Linked DNA regions of Homo sapiens: region 2 is linked to region 1. A link is a loop called in an ENCODE intact Hi-C map of the cell type or tissue named here. Cell type or tissue: IMR-90. All regions are shown on one strand. Each heading gives the region's core, and the rest is flanking DNA. Links, peaks and the distances in the headings are about the cores only.

Region 1 (8,322 bases), core at 238-8,237:
TCTACTAAAAATACAAAAATTAGCTGGGCCTGGTGGCGCACACCTGTAGTCCAAGTTACTCGGGAGGCTGAGGCAGGAGAATCACTTGAACCTGGGAGGCAGAGGTTGCAGTGAGCTAAGATTGCGCCACTGCACTCCAGCCTGGTGACAGAGTGAGACTCCGTCTCAAAATAATAATAACCATAATAATAATTTTAAAAAGAAATGAAGAGTACAGATATGTAGATGAATCTAAACAAGTACTGACTACATAAACAGTAGTAATGGTGTCCAGTGAGGTTAAAAAAAGAATGTACAACATAAATGATGTAATGAAGTTAGTGTTCTAGGATCCAAGAGGAAGGTAAGTAAAGGAAGTAAGCGAACTTTAAACCTCACCTATCTGTGACAGTGGAACCTAGGAAAGGCTGAGTTGTCTAAGGAGTGTGGGAGAGAGCCAGGAACCTCAGCACACACCTGAGTCAGCATAAGGAAGTGCAACCAGCAGGGAACAGGACAGGGGCCTCTTCCAGCAGGGCCATTAACAGGCCACCGGTTTTACCACCACCGTGACCCTAGGCCTCTTCCTAAGCTCCCTGAACCTTAGCTTCTGTGGTGGACAGATGTTTCTACCTTCTGGCATTCACCACCATCATGAAATCCCCTCCCTTGATTGTGGGTGGGACCCATGACTTGCTGCTTTTTTTTTTTTTTTTTTGTTAAAAAGAGATGGGGGGTCTCACTATTTTGCCCAGGCTAGTCTTGAACTCCTGAACTCCTGAGTTCAAGCGGTCCTCCTGTCTCCGCCTCCCAAGTAACTGGGATTATAGGCACATGCCGCCACTGTGCCTGGCTCCATGACTTGCTTCTAACCAATAGAATATGGCAAAAGGGATGAGATGTCACTCGATTTCATTACATTTTATAAGACTCCTTGCTGGCCAACTCACTCTAGAGACTCTCCTTGCTGGCTTAGTGAAGCGAGCAGCCAGGTTGGGTGTGATGGTTAGTTTCATGCATCAACCTGGCTAGGCTGTAGGTCCCAATTATTCTATCAAACACTAATCTAGGTGTTGCTGTGATGGTATTTTATAGATGTGGTTAATAGCCACAATCAGTTGACCATAAATAAAGATTATTTTCAACAGGCTGGGTGCAGTGGCTCACACTTGTAATCTCAGCTGGGAGCCGAGGTGGGAGGATGCCTTGAGCGCAGGAGTTCAAGACCAGCCTGGGCAACACGGCAAAACCTCATCTCTGCAAAAAATACAAAAGTTAGCTAAATGTGGTGGTGTGCACCTGTAGTCCCAGCTACTCAGGAGGCTGAGGCAGGAGGATCAATTAAGCCCAGGAGGTCAAGGCTGCAGTGAGCCGTGATCACACCAATGCATTCCAGCCTGGGTAACAGAACGAGACTCTGTCTCAAAAAAAAAAAAAAAAAAAGATTATTCTCGACTACGGGGATGGGCCTCATCCAATCAGTTGAAAGGACTAAAGAACAAAACTAAAGCTTCCCTAAGAAAGGGAAGAGGAAGTTCTGCCACAAGACTCCAGCATCAGCTCCTGCCTGAGAGTTTCCAGTCTGCCAGTCTCCTGTGGATTTCAGACTTGCGGGCCCCTACAGTTGCATAAGCCAGTTCCTTGGAATAAATGTCTTGCTGTGTTTGTATGTTTGCATCCTACTGTTTCTCTGAAGGACCCCGACTGATACCTTGGGAAAGCCCACGTGGAAAGGATTCACTTTCAGTTAACACCCAGCAAGAAGCTGGAACCCTTGGTCCTGTACCCATGAGGAAATGAATTCTGCCAACAACTTGAATGAATTTGGAAGCACATTTTCCAGTCAAAGCTCCAGATGAGACCATGGTCTAGCCAACACCTTGAATGCAGCCTCACAAGTCCTTGGGTGGAGAACCCAGCTAAGCCATGCCTGGACACTTCTCCATTAGTCAAAGAAGGAAAATAATAATAGTCGTCTCACAGGGCCATTCTTGGGCTTAAGTGAGACAATCCAACAGTGTGCTCGGCACAGTGCATGCCACATATCTAGTTCCTGACAGGGTGCAGGACACAGTACCCCAAAACATGGTACCTTGGCGATCACTCTTCTAGGTCCAAGCGATCCTCCCACCTCAGCCTCCAGAGGTCACACTGACCTTCTCTGGCCTTTCTGTGTGAGCACTATCTATAAAATAATTCTCTGACCTATCTCCTCTGAAATTAGGTCATAAGACCCACATGCGACAGATGTTCTGCACCATACCTGGGGAATGGTGGGGGAGGAGGTTGAAGGAAAGTCATATAGAGGCACACGCACACAAAAAGAACCTGAAAAGCTGGGCACGGTGGCTCATGCCTGTAATCCCAGCACTTTGGGAGGCTGAGGTGGGCAGATCATGAGGTCAGGAGTTGAAGACCAGCCTGGGCATCATGGTAAAACCCCGTCTCTACTTAAAATACAGAAATTAGCTGGGTGTGGTGGCGGGTGCTTGTAATCCCAGCTACTCAGGAGGCTGAGGCAAGAGAATTGCTTCAACCCGGGAGGTGGAGGTTGCAGTGAGCCGAGATCACGCCACTGCACTCCAGCCTGGGTGACAGAGCAAGACTCCGTCTCGGGAAAAAAAAAAAAAAGAACCTGAAAAGATAGGTCTTCCTGAGTTCTCTCCCAGTTTATTTCCATCAGATCATACCCCTTTTCCTCTAATCATGTTTTTCCACAGCTATCCATTTCTTTCTTCAGACTCAGCATAAAAATATACTATTTTCCCTAGGTCTTTGGTCTTCATTTCTGAAGCCTCCTATATCACATAAGACTTTGGTTAAGTAAATTTGTTATGCTTTTATTTTGTTAATCTGTCTTTTATTATAGTGGTGTCAGCTATGAACCTTGTGATGGGTGAAGAAAAGAGATGGCTTTTTCTCCCCGACATGCATGACAAACCAATAAATGTCAACCCTGACTTTTTTTTTGAGATGGAGGCTTGCTCTGTCACCCAGGCTGGAGTGCAGTGGTGCGATCTTGGCTCACTGCAACCTCAGCCTTCCAGGTTCCAGCAGTTCTCCTTCCTTGGCTTCCTGAGTAGCTGGGATTACAAGCACATGCCACCACGCCCAGCGAATTTTTTTGTATTTTTAGTAGAGACGGGGTTTCACCATGTTGGCCAGGCTGGTTTCGAACTCCTGACCTCAAGTGATCTGCCCGCCTTGGCCTCCCAAAGTGTTGGAATTACAGGCGTGAGCCACTGCGCCCAGCCAGCCCTGACTTAAAAAAAAAAAAAATTCTTTAAGCCAGGAGCTGTGGCTCATGCCTGTAATCTCAGCACTTTGGGAGGCTGAGGCAGGCAGATTGCTTGAGCTCAGGAGTTCGAGACCTGCCTGAACAGCATGGCAAAACCCTGTCCCTAAAAAAATACACAAATTAGCCAGGCATGGTGGCACACGCCTGTAGCTACTCGAGTGGCTAAGGCAGGAGGATTGCTTGAGCCAGGGAGGTCAAGGGTGCAGTGAGCCAAGATAATGCCACTTCACTTCAGCCTGGGCAATCAAGCAAGACCCTGTCTCAAAAAAAAAAAAAAAAATTAGCAGCGGTCTGAGAATCAGGAACAGAACTAGGAAGGTCTAGATTCATGGAGCACCCAGGACTTACCATACCTCATGTAAAGGGGAAAATGGCCTTGATTATTTCAGAGAAATAGTAGGAAGTGGTGGTTTTGTGTACACACTCTGCAGTCATACTGGCTCTTCTATGTCAGCTATGTCATGTTATGCTGGTGATTTAAATTTCTCTGTGCCTCAGTTTCCTCATCTGTAAAATAATATAAAATTGCACCTGGCACATCATAGGGCTATACAAGCATTAGCTGTTATTATTATTTGCCTCTAACCCACAGTCCTATAACTCCAAAGGATTACGAGATGAAATAAACTCAATGTAGTACACGTTCATCTACACCAACTGTGAGCAAATAAAGATGAACCAATAGGTGGCTACACTTCAAGACTTGCTCATTTTCTATAAACTTCCTATACTTGTTAAGGGATTCCAATCGTGTGATCCTCCTAGGGGTGCTTGGGAATGGGAAGGACCCTATCTGGCACAGACCTTTTCCCGCACATTTTGTCACCTGCTCCCACTCGTGCTGCTGCCCCAGGTCCCCATGTCCAGCAGAGGGCGCTGTGGCCCTAAAATGCAATCCTCAGATGCTCCCCTCTCCCGCGAGGCCTACCGCTAGCGAGGGAGGCCACCCGCCAGAGGCAGCGGGCCTGACTCCAATCAGACCCTTTGTCCCAACCAGCCCTTTTCTCCAAGCAATGAGCTTGGAGCTCCACATCACCCGCTGCTCGCTGGCTTTTCAAACCTCACGCTGCTCCTTGAAGCGTTTTCTGCAGGCTCCAGCCCTCTAGACCTTCCTTCTTTGAACCCCAGAAGCTTCGCTGCAGCAATGAATCATCCAGGCCTTATGCTGATGTTAGTTTCCAAATTCCGTGGCAGCCCAGCTGTAAACCTCCATCTCGCCCTACAGAGAGCCTCCCGCCACCCACAGCCTGCGCCTCTTCCATCCTATTCCAACTTCTCCAGACAAAACTCACTGGCCCCACCCAGCTCTCACTTCTGCCTCAATCGGCTGGAGGGCAAAGCACTATTTTTCTCATTTAATCTTCCAGCAAACGATTGTTTGGGGCAAGAGGCCTGGCATGGTGGCTCAGGCCTGTAATCCCAGCACTTTGGGAGGCAGGAGGATGGCTTAAGCCCAAGAGTTTCAGGCCAGCCTGGGCAATGTGGTGAGACCCTCTTTTCTACAGACAACTTAAAAATTAGCCAGGCATGGTGGCATGTGCCTATAGTCTCAGCTATTAAGGAGGCTGAGGTGGGAGGACCTCTTGAGCCCAGGAGGTGGAGGTTGCCGTGAGCTGAGATCGTCCCACTGCACTTCAGCCTGGGTGATAGAATGAGAGACCCTGTCATAAATAAATAAATAAATAAATGATTGTTTTGGGCCAAGGTTAGCATCCTGCAAAGATGAAGACAGCCAACCTTTAGTGAGCACCTACTGTATGCCAGGCATTGATCTAAGTTCTTTACCTAATCCTCACAGCAATTCTATGAGAGTTGTTAGGCCTGTTTTACAGAGGAGACAGTTAAGGCACAGAGTGGTTATGGGACATGTCTAAGGTCACACAGCTAGTGATTGAGCCAGTGTTCAAACCCAAGCAGTCTGATTCCAACAATCGGGCTTTTTTTTTTTTTGAGACAGAGCCTCACTCTGTTGCCTAGGCTGGAGTGCAATGGTGCAGTCTCAGCGCACTGCAACCTCTGCCTCCCGGGTTCCAGCGATTCTCCTGCCTCAGGCTCCTGAGTAGCTGGGACTGCAGGTGCCCACCACATGCCTGGCAATTTTTTTGTATTTTTAGTAGAGACAGGGTTTCACCGTGTTGGCCAGGCTGGTCTCGAACTCCTGACCTCAGGTGATCTGCCCGCCTCAGCCTCCCAAAGTGCTGGGATTACAGGCGTAAGCCACTGCGCCCAGCCACCCCCAGCTAATTTTTGTATTTTTAGTAGAGACGGGGTTTTGCCATGTTGGCCAGGCTGGTCTCGAACTTCTGACCTCAGCTGATCCACCCACCTCGGCCTTCCAAAGTGCTGGGAGTATAGTCTGGTTTCTCTTCAGATCGTATAAATCTTTCACCTTTTACCAAAGTGCTGGGATTACAGGTGTGAGTCACCATGCCTGGCCAAACAACTGGGCTTTTTAAACAAGACATTATCTGGACTTAATGTAAGTATAGACACAGGGCTCCATCCCTGTTCTCTAGAACTGTGCTAATATACTACCCACCAGCCACATGACTGTAGAGCACAGGACTAATCCAAGTTGAGATGTGCTGAAAGTGCAAAATACACACTGAATTCTAAGGACTTTTTGAAAAAAATGTAAAATATAGCATTAACAACTTTTATATTGATTACACGTGGAAATGATAGTATTTTGGATCTATTGGGTTAAATAAGATATATTATTAAAATTAATTTTAGCCAGACACGATGGCTCATGCCTGTAATCCCAACACTTCGGGAGGCCAAGCGGGCGGATCGCTTAAACTCAGGAGTTCGAGACCAGCCGGTGCAACATGGTGAAACCCTGTGTCTACAAAAAATACAAAAATTAGCTGGGCATGGTGGCACACACCTGCAATCCCAGCTACTTGTGGGGACTGAGGGCGGGGGAGGATCGCCTGAGTCCAGGAGGTTGAGGCTGCAGTGAACTGTGTTCACACCACTCCACTCCAGCTTGGGTGACAAAGTGAGACCCTGTCTCAAAAAATTAATTTTCCCATAGCTCACAGTAGCCTCAAACTCCTGGGCTCAATCTATCCTCCTGCCTCAGACTCCTCAGTCATTGGGACTAGGACTACAGGTATGCATCACTGTACCCAGCTAACTTTTATGTAGGTTTTTGTTTGTTTTTAACAGGTGAGATCTCACTATGTTGCCCAGGCTGGATAGAACATTTTAAATGGCATCTGTGACTTCCATCTTATTTCTGTGGGGCAGAGCTGCTCTGGGAACTCTCAGCTCAGTGGAAGACAGACAGGATCATTTGAATATTCTAAAGCAGGGGAACATGTGGTCTGTGTTTTAAGAAGTGAGAACAACTTGGTGTAGGAACCTCAGAGGCGGGAACTCCTGAGGGAGAGAGTTTCAGGGAAGCTGTCTCAGCGGATTCCAGGTTCCAGCTGTATTTCTAAAGATTTGTGGGACTCTGCCCTGGGGAGAAGAGCAGAGGGAAACACGAAGGCCAAAACAGCAAAGGCCAGGGAGGCAAGGCCAGCCAGCAGTGGGGCTGGGTGCCCAGTGCTCCTGGGTGAGTGGAGGGAGACAAGGCCTGCTGACCACAAACTGTGAGGGCCTTGACTGTGGGGCCAGACAGAGGGGCTGTCAGCCAGATGGAGCTCCAGACACCTTAGGCTAGGGAGGGTCTGGACCTGGACAGACTACAGAAATTGGTGAGCAGGAATGGGAGGTGGCAGTGAGTGGCAGGGCCCCTGGCTCATTCTCCCTCTGTCCTCATTTCCTTGCTCTGGAGGGGAGGGTGGTGAACAATCTTCTCAGAGGAGGTTAGCTGTGGGAGGACAGCTCCTAAGGAGCATTTCCTGCCTTTGGCTCACAACTGCTTCCTGTCCAGACCTCCCAACACTTGACCCCCATTCAATTCCTTCCTCCCAGGGCAGCTGGGTGGCCACGAGGTCTTCACAGGTCCAGAGACCCGGAGCTTCTCAGCAAGCTGAATGAGGCAGCGTCCCAGGGGTCCAGAAGCCCAGCCTCGCCCGGCGCTGGTGAGGAACTGGAATCCAGGCTTGTACTGAAAGCCTCAGGGATAGATTTGGAGGAGGAAGCCCGAGATGGCGCCTCTCTCCCACCGGCTAGGACCTCAGTTCCCACTTTCCTAGTTACCTCTTCCACCCCCTCACCTCCAGCTGGGAACTTACATCCCTTCTTTCATTTATAGGGCACTTTTAGGCTGGGTGCAGTGGTTCACGCCTGTAATCCTAGCACTTTGGGAGGCCAAGGCAGGCGGATTGCTTGAGCTCAGGAGTTCGAGGCCAGTCTGGGCAACATAGTGAGACCTCGTCTCTATTTTTTTAAATGAAATATAAATATTTTAAAAATTAAAAATTCAAAAAAATGAAAAACAAATGGCACTTTTTCTTCCCAAACAATGGCTGGGGACTTCTGAAGGGAAAGGGAGGCAAATTCCCTAGGAAATAATCATGAGTGATTACTTCTCCAGAAACACCTGAGGCCTCCAATGAACCCCTTCTTTGAGAGTCAATCTGCAGTTTTCTCCCTGGTTCTGAGATGTCAGGCCAGGTTCCAAAGATGTGAGGTTTTTTTTTTTTTTTTTGAGACGGAGTCTCGCTCTGTCGCCCAGCCTCGAGTGCAGTGGCGCGATCTCAGCTCACTGCAAGCTCTGCCTCCCGGGTTCATACCATTCTCCTGCCTCAGCCTCCTGAGTAGCTGGGACTACAGGTGCCCAACACCATGCCCGGCTAATTTCTTTGTATTTTTAGTAGAGTCGGGGTTTCACCATGTTAGCCAGGATGGTCTCGATCTCCTGACCTCGTGATCCACCCGCCTCGGCCTCCCAAAGTGCTGGGATTACAGGCGTGAGCCACCACGCCAGCCTAAGATGTGAGTTTTGAGAGCCCATCACAGGTTGTTAAAAGTGTGTCTGGAGTTGGTTCCTTCCCATGGGTTCTTGGTCTTACAGGCTTCTTGGGTTCTTGGTCTCACAGACTTCAAGAATGAAGCCGTGGACCTTCGCAGTGAGTGTCACAGCTCTT
Region 2 (8,322 bases), core at 108-8,107, 230 kb after region 1:
ACTGAGGCCTGGGAAGTTTTGGCAGCGGGGAGTGGTGGGAGGTAAATTGGGCTGGGCAGAGGGAGGAAGGAGGGAAACGGAGGCTAACATTACGGACATCTGTCAGACTGGCATCTGGCCCTGCCTAATGTACTTGGTTAAAAGCCCTTAAGGGAGGGGAGCAGAGGGGGATGCGGGGTGGTGCAGGGGTGGAGAATACTGATGAAATGGATGGAGCAGGAAGGGAGCATGCATAATAGATGGACCATCACTCAGGGCCGTGCAGAGGGGCAGGGGGAGGGGGCTAATGGTCCAAGGCCCGCAGTCACTGGGGGTGGGGTGGGGGGTGGAAGCTGCCTTCAGCAACTGCCCAGGCTCCCTGGGAGGTGTGCAGTCCTAGGGCCGGGGATGGGGTGTCCTGGCCGCTGAGTCTGGCTGTCTTGCCTGGTGTCACTCCCTACCTGTGAACTGTGCACCCCGTGGTTACACTGTGGGGGAACTGATGGTCTGCCCGACTGCTGGGACTCTGGCTTATGCTTTAAGGGATGTGCAGATTGAGTCATGGAGGGATGTCACCGCAGGGAAAGGGGACAGAGTTGAGGAAAAGCCTGGAGTCAGGTAGGGATGAAAAGTCAGGTATTCCAACTGGGCAGGTTGCTCCTTCAGCCTGACCCTTTCCGAACAGAGACAGAGGTGGCAAAGGGTAGGAGGTTCTGGGCTGTGGTGGTGTCTGCAGCTGCGTGGGAAGGTCAGGATGGGTGCAGTTGAACTGCTTGGGTTGGGGGTCTCTGTGTTGTTCTGCAGGTGAGTGAGTGCATGTGAGGTGTGTATGTGATCCACCGATTCCAGATACTTCTGAGGGGTGTCTGAGAGCCTGCGGGGAGGGAATGGAGTTCCATGGATCTGCCGGGCAGTGATTATCTCCAATTTTGGGGTCTCTCTGAGACTGAGACTTCCTAGGGCCCTCATGGCGACCTCCTCAAGGGACTTGTTTGGGGCCCTCTCTTATCTGTGCCTCAGTTTCCCCTGAGGTACCAAAGCTGTGGACTTCTATGGGCCACTCTGCCAAGCTTTGTATGCACTCTACATCACTTATTTCTCACAACTCTGTAAGGCTTGTAACTTTTGTGTGTTTATGTGTGTGTGTGATGGAGTTTTGCTCTTGTTGCCCAGGCTGGAGTGCAATGGCGTGATCTCTGCTCACCCTAACCTCCACCTCCCGGGTTCAAGCAATTCTACTGCCTCAGCCTCCCGAGTAGCTGGGATTACAGACGTGCGCCACCATGCCTGGCTAATTTTTTGTATTTTTAGTAGAGATGGGGTTTCTCCATGTTGCTCAGGCTGGTCTCGAACTTCCGACCTCAGGTGATCTGCCCACCTCGGCCTCCCAAAGTGCTGGGATTACAAGCGTGAGCCACTGCGCCTGGCAGCTTGTAACTTTTGTCAGCCCCATTTTACAGATGAGCAAACTGAGGCTCAGAGGGATGACGTAAATTGCCCAAAGTCAATCAGATCTTAAGCAGTGGAGGTGGGAGTTTTCTCCACACCAGGGCACTTCCCAGTTCTGCCTCCAGGGCTCTCTGGATTTGGGTCCAGGAGGCAGTCTCCCAACTCTGCCCAGAGCAAGGAGACAAAAAGACACATCCAGAATATTTTCCCCAACGGTAAGGAGATATGGCAAACCCTCAATCTCCTGCCTGGCATTTCTCCCTGGGGTTAGAGCGCTTTTGGCCTCAGAGCCATGGGGTCTGATGGTGGATCCAGTGTGGACTTGAGCCCGTGTGTGTCCTAGCCAGAAGTACCCCAGCTGGGCATTGCTTGGTTTTTGCCTTAACTTACTGCCCTGGTTTGGAACTTCAAGCCTAGCCGGTGTGGAGCTGGCAGCAAGATCTCTGGTCATGTGTCGAGTCCAGGGGCACATGCTGGCTGGCAGGGCCTGGGGCGCTGAGCTGCTGTGGCTTTGGGCAGGTCGTTTGACTTTTCTGAGCCCCAGTTTCCTGTTCCCTAAAATCAGGATGGTAACATATCTCAGTCCCACCTACTACCAGGAGGTGGTGATGGGAAAGAGCTTTACGTGCTGAGGATTCCTGGCTTGACAGGGGCAAGGGTGGGGGTGCGACTGGGACAGGGGAAGAGATATAGCGGCCAAGAAGGAATTAGAAGCTGGAGAAATTAGACTGGGTGCATTGGCTCACAGTGGCCAAGGTCAGGGGATTGCTTGAGACCAGGAGTTTGAGACTAGCCTGGGCACCATAGTGAGACTCCCGTCTCTACCAAAAAAAAAAAAAAAAATTACCCAAGCATGGTGCTGCGCACCTGTAGTCCCAGCTACTTGGGAGGCTGAGGCTGCAGGATCGCTTGAGTCCAAGAGTTCAAGGCTGCAGTGAGCTATGGTTGCACCACTGCACTCCAACCTAGGCTACAGAGTGAGATCCTGTCTCACACAATACAACAACAACAACAAAAGAACAAGGTAGAGAAATTACAATTATTTACTAGGCCTTTTTGGGGCAGGCACTCCTTTACGTGGAATTATTTAATCTTCATCACAGCTCCCAGAGGTGGGGCTGTTATTCCCATCTCGCAGATGGAGAAACAGGCACAGAGAGGCAACGTAACTGCCCCAAGTGACACAGCACTTGAGCACAGAGTCAAGACTGATCCTCAAAGCAGGGCTCTCACCCAGCACGCTGCCACCTCTTGCTCAGGGCTGAAGGGAAAAGAGACACAGATGCACCCTTGCCCTCTCTTTGCTACTGCACTCAACCCCCTCACTTCTGTCCAGCCTGGAAGCAGGCTAGGCCTGAGGCCCAGAGAAGTGAGGGAGCTTCTGGGAGTGCAGAAACCTGTGGTTCCAGGGAGCCTGCAGCCGAGGGGTGGTGCAGGTCAGGCAAGACTACCGTGTCCAGTTGGGCTGGTTGTTCACTCCACTAGGGTGACTGGGCAAGCAGTAAGTGAGCTGAATGCAATCTGTGGGCTTATGGGGCCACATGCGTTCTGACTTGCAGGGGGATCTTGTTTTCTTTCTTTTTTTTTTTTTAAGACAGAGTCTCACTCTGTCACCCAGGCTGGAGTGCAGCAGCATGATCTCGGCTCACTGCAGCCTCTGCCTCCCGGGTTCAAGTGATTCTTGTGCCTCAGCCTCCCGAGTAGCTGGGATTACAGGCGTGCACCACCACTTCCAGCTAATTTTTGTATTTTTAGTAGAGATGGGGTTTCACCATGCTGGCCAAACTGGTCTCGAACTCCTGATCTCAAGTGATCCACCCGCCTTGGCCTCCCAAAGTGCTGGAATTACAGGTGTGAGCCACCTCACCCGGTCTTGGGACCCCTTTTTCTAATTTGCACCAAGCTGCTGTATGGGTTATGCCTGCCCCTGGGGAGACCCAGACTCCTTGGGAACAAGGAGAGGGCAGGACATGGGGAGGTGACTAGGGTCAGGGGTGAGGAGGTCGCAGACCTGGTACATAGAAGCTCATCTGAGCCAGCTAGGGGAGGGGTGCCTCAGTCTCTGGGCTAAGCTCTTGTGAGAGATGCCCAGGCCAGCATTTACTGGAAGCACCACCCCAGAAGCCCTCCACGGTGGGTGTGTGCTGCAACAGTGTTTGTGTTTTCGTCCTGCAGAAAGGCGGAGGGCAGTTGAGTAAGGCTCACCCCCAGCTCTTGAAGATGGGAGTCATGGACATGGTGCCACAGGGGGGCCAGGGTCTGTGCCTGGGGCCCTGGTACCCCACTAGAGCCAAGGCCATGCTATAGTCTGTGTGGCTGAAGTTGCGGCTCTCTCCTGGGTTGGGGCAGATGGCTAGAAGCCAGGGCTAGGATTTTGCTGGGCCCAGCTTGTTCCCAGGGGTGAGGTGGGGGCATGAACTGAGCTCTGCCATGCCAGAGAGTTCAGCAGGCTTAGTTTTGGTGTGAGAGGCTGCACGCTGTGGCTTTGAGGTGGCACAGCCTTAGTGCAGGTCCTGCTCCCCTGCTTCTGACTGTGTGACCTGAGCCAGTCATGCAGCCCCCTGAACACCACCTTCCTCATTCATAAAATGGGGATGCTCATAGTCTCCACCTCTCAGGCTGCTGCGAGGACTTGAGATGATGAATGTCAGGTGTCCAGCCCAAGATCTGGCAGAAGAGCCGATGGTCAACATCTCTGAGTGTCCGGACAGGGTGCTGGGCCCTGGTGCTGGCATGAGGGCTGGGTGTCAGAAACAGGAGCCAGGATATTTAGGGGTTACTTGTCAGGCTCGGGGTGGGGTCCAGGGGAGAAACCACATGAGCAGGACTCTGGCCTGTGGGCTTGGCCTCACCCAAGCAACCTCCTGGCTGCCTAGAGGAACCCAGCTGTCCAGAGTCTGTCCCCAGAGGGACTGATGACCCTGTAAAAGGAGGTGGCTCTGTTCTCAAAAATGTAGGTCAAATCCCATCATTGGAAATTTGTCTGGCTGTTCTCATTGCCTGGGAATCCCGCTGCCCTCTTGATAAATGGAGCACCCAACACATTGCCGGGGGTGGGTGGGGGGAGCTGGCAGGTGGGTGGGTGGGTGGGGGGTTTCTCCCAGCTGGGACATACTCCCAGGTGGAGCTCCTGCCTCTCTGGCTCCTCCCCACTCTGCAGCCACCTGGCCCACAAGGTGGTGGTGTCTCCTTGCGGGAGGGGATTCCAGAAAGATGTCCTCAGGTGAGACACCTGACAGGTAAATCACACCATCCACCCAGATCTGGAGCATAAGGCTACCATTCTGGCATGTCCCTGTCACAGTAGGTGATCCAAAGGAGTCGTTTATGCAGTTCCTCAAAGCCCTGTTCAGCTGGAACATTTACACTTCCTTCTCGTTATTATTATTATTGACCCTTATGATACCACATTTAAAAGGGCTTTTATTTAATCCTCACAGCAATCCTGGTTTTTCTTTTCTTTTCTCTTTTTTTTTTTTTTTTTTTTTTTGTAGAGACAGAGTGTTTTGCTGTGTTGCCCAGGCTGGAGTGCAGTGGCACGATCTTGGCTCACTGCAACCTCCGCCTCCCGGGTTCAAGCAATTCCCCTGCCTCAGCCTCTCGAGTAACTGGGATTACAGGCACATGCCACCACACCCGGCTAATTTCTTTTTTGTTTGAGTAGAGACAGGGTTTCACCATGTTACCCAGGCTGGTCTCAAACTCCTGAGCTCAGGCAATCCGCCCACCTTGGCCTCCTAGGATTACAGGCGTAAGCCACTGCTCCTGGCCCAACAATTCTGTTTTACCGAGGGGAAAACTGAGGCCGGGGGCATGAAGCAGCTTATCTCAGGCCTTGCGATACATTTCCATTCAACGTGAGTGTTGAGCTCGTGGGCAGGGAAAAAAAGCAGGCATCGCCCTTGCTCCAGGGAACTAAAGGTCGCCCACCTGAAAAGCCAAATCAGTGATCAAAGAAGTGTATGTCTACTGTGTGCTTAAAGGCCCAGAGGTGGAGGGCGCCAGAGCCCTGCATGGGTTGGCAGGTGCAGGCTGTGCAGATGAGGGTGGGGAGGAGAGGGAGGTCCGGGCAGGAGTTCCGGGTCAGCGTGTGAAGGGCCGTGTCTGGAAGTGGTGGGGAGCAATGGTCTCCCTTCTCGAATTTCCTGGAGAATTTGAGAATCCTAAGGCTCCTTAGTCTCTCCCTTCCTAAGACTGTGTGTCTGTAGGTCTGGGGCAGAGCCCAGGCACCTGTATTTGTGCTTCTGGGTCTTTGGCAGAATCTTTGCCTTTTTCTGTCTGCACCCCGCATCTGGTACAGAGAGGACAAGGCACAGTCGCTCTGAAGCAGATGTCTAGGAGAGTGGGTGGGCCAGCCAGAGAGGAGCCTCGGGTGGAAGGGGTGGTCACCCCTGCCAGGCAGTCACAGCTGCTGTGGCGACACGAACTCCAGCCCCAGGGTGAGATCCAGCCCCACACCTCCCCAGCCACCCAGCCATGACCCTGGGCCAGTCACCTCCAGGTGTCTCCCTGAGCCTCATCCTGGCATTTGTAAAATGAGGACCAGACAGCCTGGGCACGTTGAGATCAAATGAGCTGGAGCATGTGAGAGCCTGGGCAGCCGGGGGAGCAAGAGACAAGTGCAGGGCACAGGGTCAGCTGAGGGCTGGCATGACCTCAAGACCAAAGGCCCCTCCCACCAGGGATGGAGGGACAATGGGATGAGGTCAGAGGCAGGGCAGGGGCAGAAAGCAGGGCCAGGCAGGGAGCACAGTTTGGCTTTGATAGAGCACTGGCTTAGGCTGGACATGGAGGCTCAAGTCTGTAATCCTAGCACTTTGGGAGGCTGAGGCGGGAGGATGGTCTGAGCCCAGGAGTTCAAGATCAGCCTGGGCAACACAGTGAGATCCCATCTCTTAAAAAATTAATTAATTAATTTTAAAAAAAGAACATTCGCTGGGCATGGTGGCTCACATTTGCAATCCCAGCACTTTGGGATGCCAAGGGTGGATCACAAGGTCAGGAGTTCAAGACAAGCCTGGCCAAGATGGTGAAACCCTGTCTCTACTAAAAATACAAAAAAATTAGCCGGGCGTGGTGGTAGGCACCTACAATCCCAGCTCCTCGGGAGGCTGAGGCAGAGAATTGCTTGAACTCAGGAGGCAGAGGTTGCAGTGAGCTGAGATTGCACCACTGCACTACAGCCTGGGTGATAGAGTGAGACTCCATCTCAAAAAAAAAAAAAAAAAAAAAAAGAACATTGGCCTAATGCTGGGCGGGCTTGGGGCGGTCTTGGGACTCTGTGCCAGCAGGAGTCCCCTCCCCACTCCCCAGGTGCCAGGGCCACAGAGATTCTGGGGACTGAGATAGGTTTGTGTGACCCATCTCTTCCCTCAGACCAGGGACAGGGTTGTGTCCCCGCATGGGGCCAGGCCAGGCAAACACCCCTTGGTATGTGGTCTCTTTCTTTCTCCTACCGCCTTTGGGGGCTCTCCCAGCCCCCTCCTGGGCCACCTCCAGCCAGGCCCAGCCCCCAGCCCCAGCTGCCCCGGCACTGCCCCAGGGGCTTATCTGGTCTGAGCCCTGTGTCCTGCTGGGCTCAGCTGCACCAGATGGGGAAGTGGTGAGAGCTCAGCAGGTGGCAGGAGGTGGTGGACAAGGAGGCTCTTAAGGTATCTGGCCTTCATCCCCCATCAGCTGGGGCTTTCCCCAGAGTGGGGACTGGCTTGGCCTCTGCAGAGAGGAAGCAGGCTTGATGGGGTGGCTCGCAGACCTCCTGAGTGAGGGAGATTCTGTTGGTGCCAGGGCAGACTCTGCTGGAATCTCCAGGCCCAGGATGGTACCAATACGTAGCCAACCTCCTGGCCTCGCATCTGGGCTCATCTGACCATTTTCAGTGGGAAAATCTGAGGCACAGAGAGGTTGCTGGGTCATCCCTGGGGCTGCACGGTCAGAGAGCAGCATTGGGGCAAGGGGTCTGGCAGGCTGCTCCTCTAGGCAGCTGTGGAGGGGGCTGGCATAGGGGCTTGTTGGTGGGAGGCAGATAGAACAAGCAGGAACAGTCCCAGGGGCAGGGGAAGGCCAGGATGGTTCAGGCCATGGGCCGGGAAGAGGATGTGGCGACTCCTTGTCCTTGACTTTCTATTTCGGGCTGATCAATGCTCTAGGGGCTCAGGATGGAATTGGGAGCCTTGGTCAGCCTGGAATAGGGTGAGTCGGTGTCCTTGGGGCGCAAAGGTCAGCCCACCCAGGCCCTGGCCGTTGGTGCCCCCCTTGCTCCTCTCCCAGGACCTCTCATGGACACTGGGCCCTCTTCCATTTTACTCCACCTTTGGGGTGAGACAGCCCTAGAAGCAGACTCCCTAGCTTCACCACTTTTTAGCTGTGTGACCTTGGGCAAGTTAGTCAGCCCCACTGTGCCTGTCTCCTTTCAGATGGGAATGGCAGTAATCTATCCCATAGGGTTGCTGCGAAGATCAAACAGGGCAATACTCTTAGTGTTTAGACCAGGGCCCGGCACACAAGAAGTGCTCGGTAAAGATTAGCAGTGATGAGGTGGTTGAGGAGGAAGCCGACAAGGCACAGGCTATGGATTTCATGACCACAACCTTGGGGCTCTCTTCCTTCCTGCAACCTGCCGTCCCCACCACAAAGGCCAGGCAGCGAACAAAAGCCTCCCATTTGCAGGGCAGAGTGGGTGACCCTCATGTTGGGGTCTGGAGTCAGTCTTCTGGAATGAACAAGGGGTGTGGAGAAGGCCCCAGCCCTGAGTCCTCTCAGCCCTTCCTGGGCCCTGCGGTTGCTGTGATCCAGGCGTCCTCAAGCGCCCAGGCCTGGGGGGCCGCCATCTTGCTCTGGCGTGGTGTGTTGCTGTGGCAACCTGGAGCCTCCAGCCCCACTGCACTCTGAAAAATT

What was found. Peaks named below come from ENCODE experiments on the same cell type or tissue, not always from the same donor. Only the 100,000 strongest peaks of a DNase experiment are listed, where the experiment ranks them.
Region 2: a loop joins it to region 1, with 4 times the contacts of the local background. A loop is called at or near these places in 4 of 110 quality-filtered maps.

Annotation. Positions count from the first base shown.
Region 1 is chr17:44,529,551-44,537,872 of GRCh38, forward strand. LOC105371791 (a long non-coding RNA gene) reads left to right here and starts at 6,690. Exons shown (of 3, transcript XR_934779.2): 1 at 6,690-6,842; 2 at 7,205-7,314; 3 at 8,275-8,307. RefSeq lists enhancers at 3,864-4,368, 4,369-4,872. In IMR-90, for the core only: a CTCF peak has its summit at 4,148 (motif pointing right); a DNase peak (open chromatin) is centred at 4,321; H3K4me3 peaks cover 300 bases; H3K27ac peaks cover 2,315 bases.
Region 2 is chr17:44,760,716-44,769,037 of GRCh38, forward strand. All of the region lies in intron 2 of ADAM11 (ADAM metallopeptidase domain 11), which reads left to right. Among named protein-coding and RNA genes, the nearest start is that of ADAM11, 5.9 kb to the left of the region's middle. In IMR-90, for the core only: no CTCF peak of the experiment used is centred there; no DNase peak of the experiment used is centred there; H3K27me3 peaks cover 2,555 bases.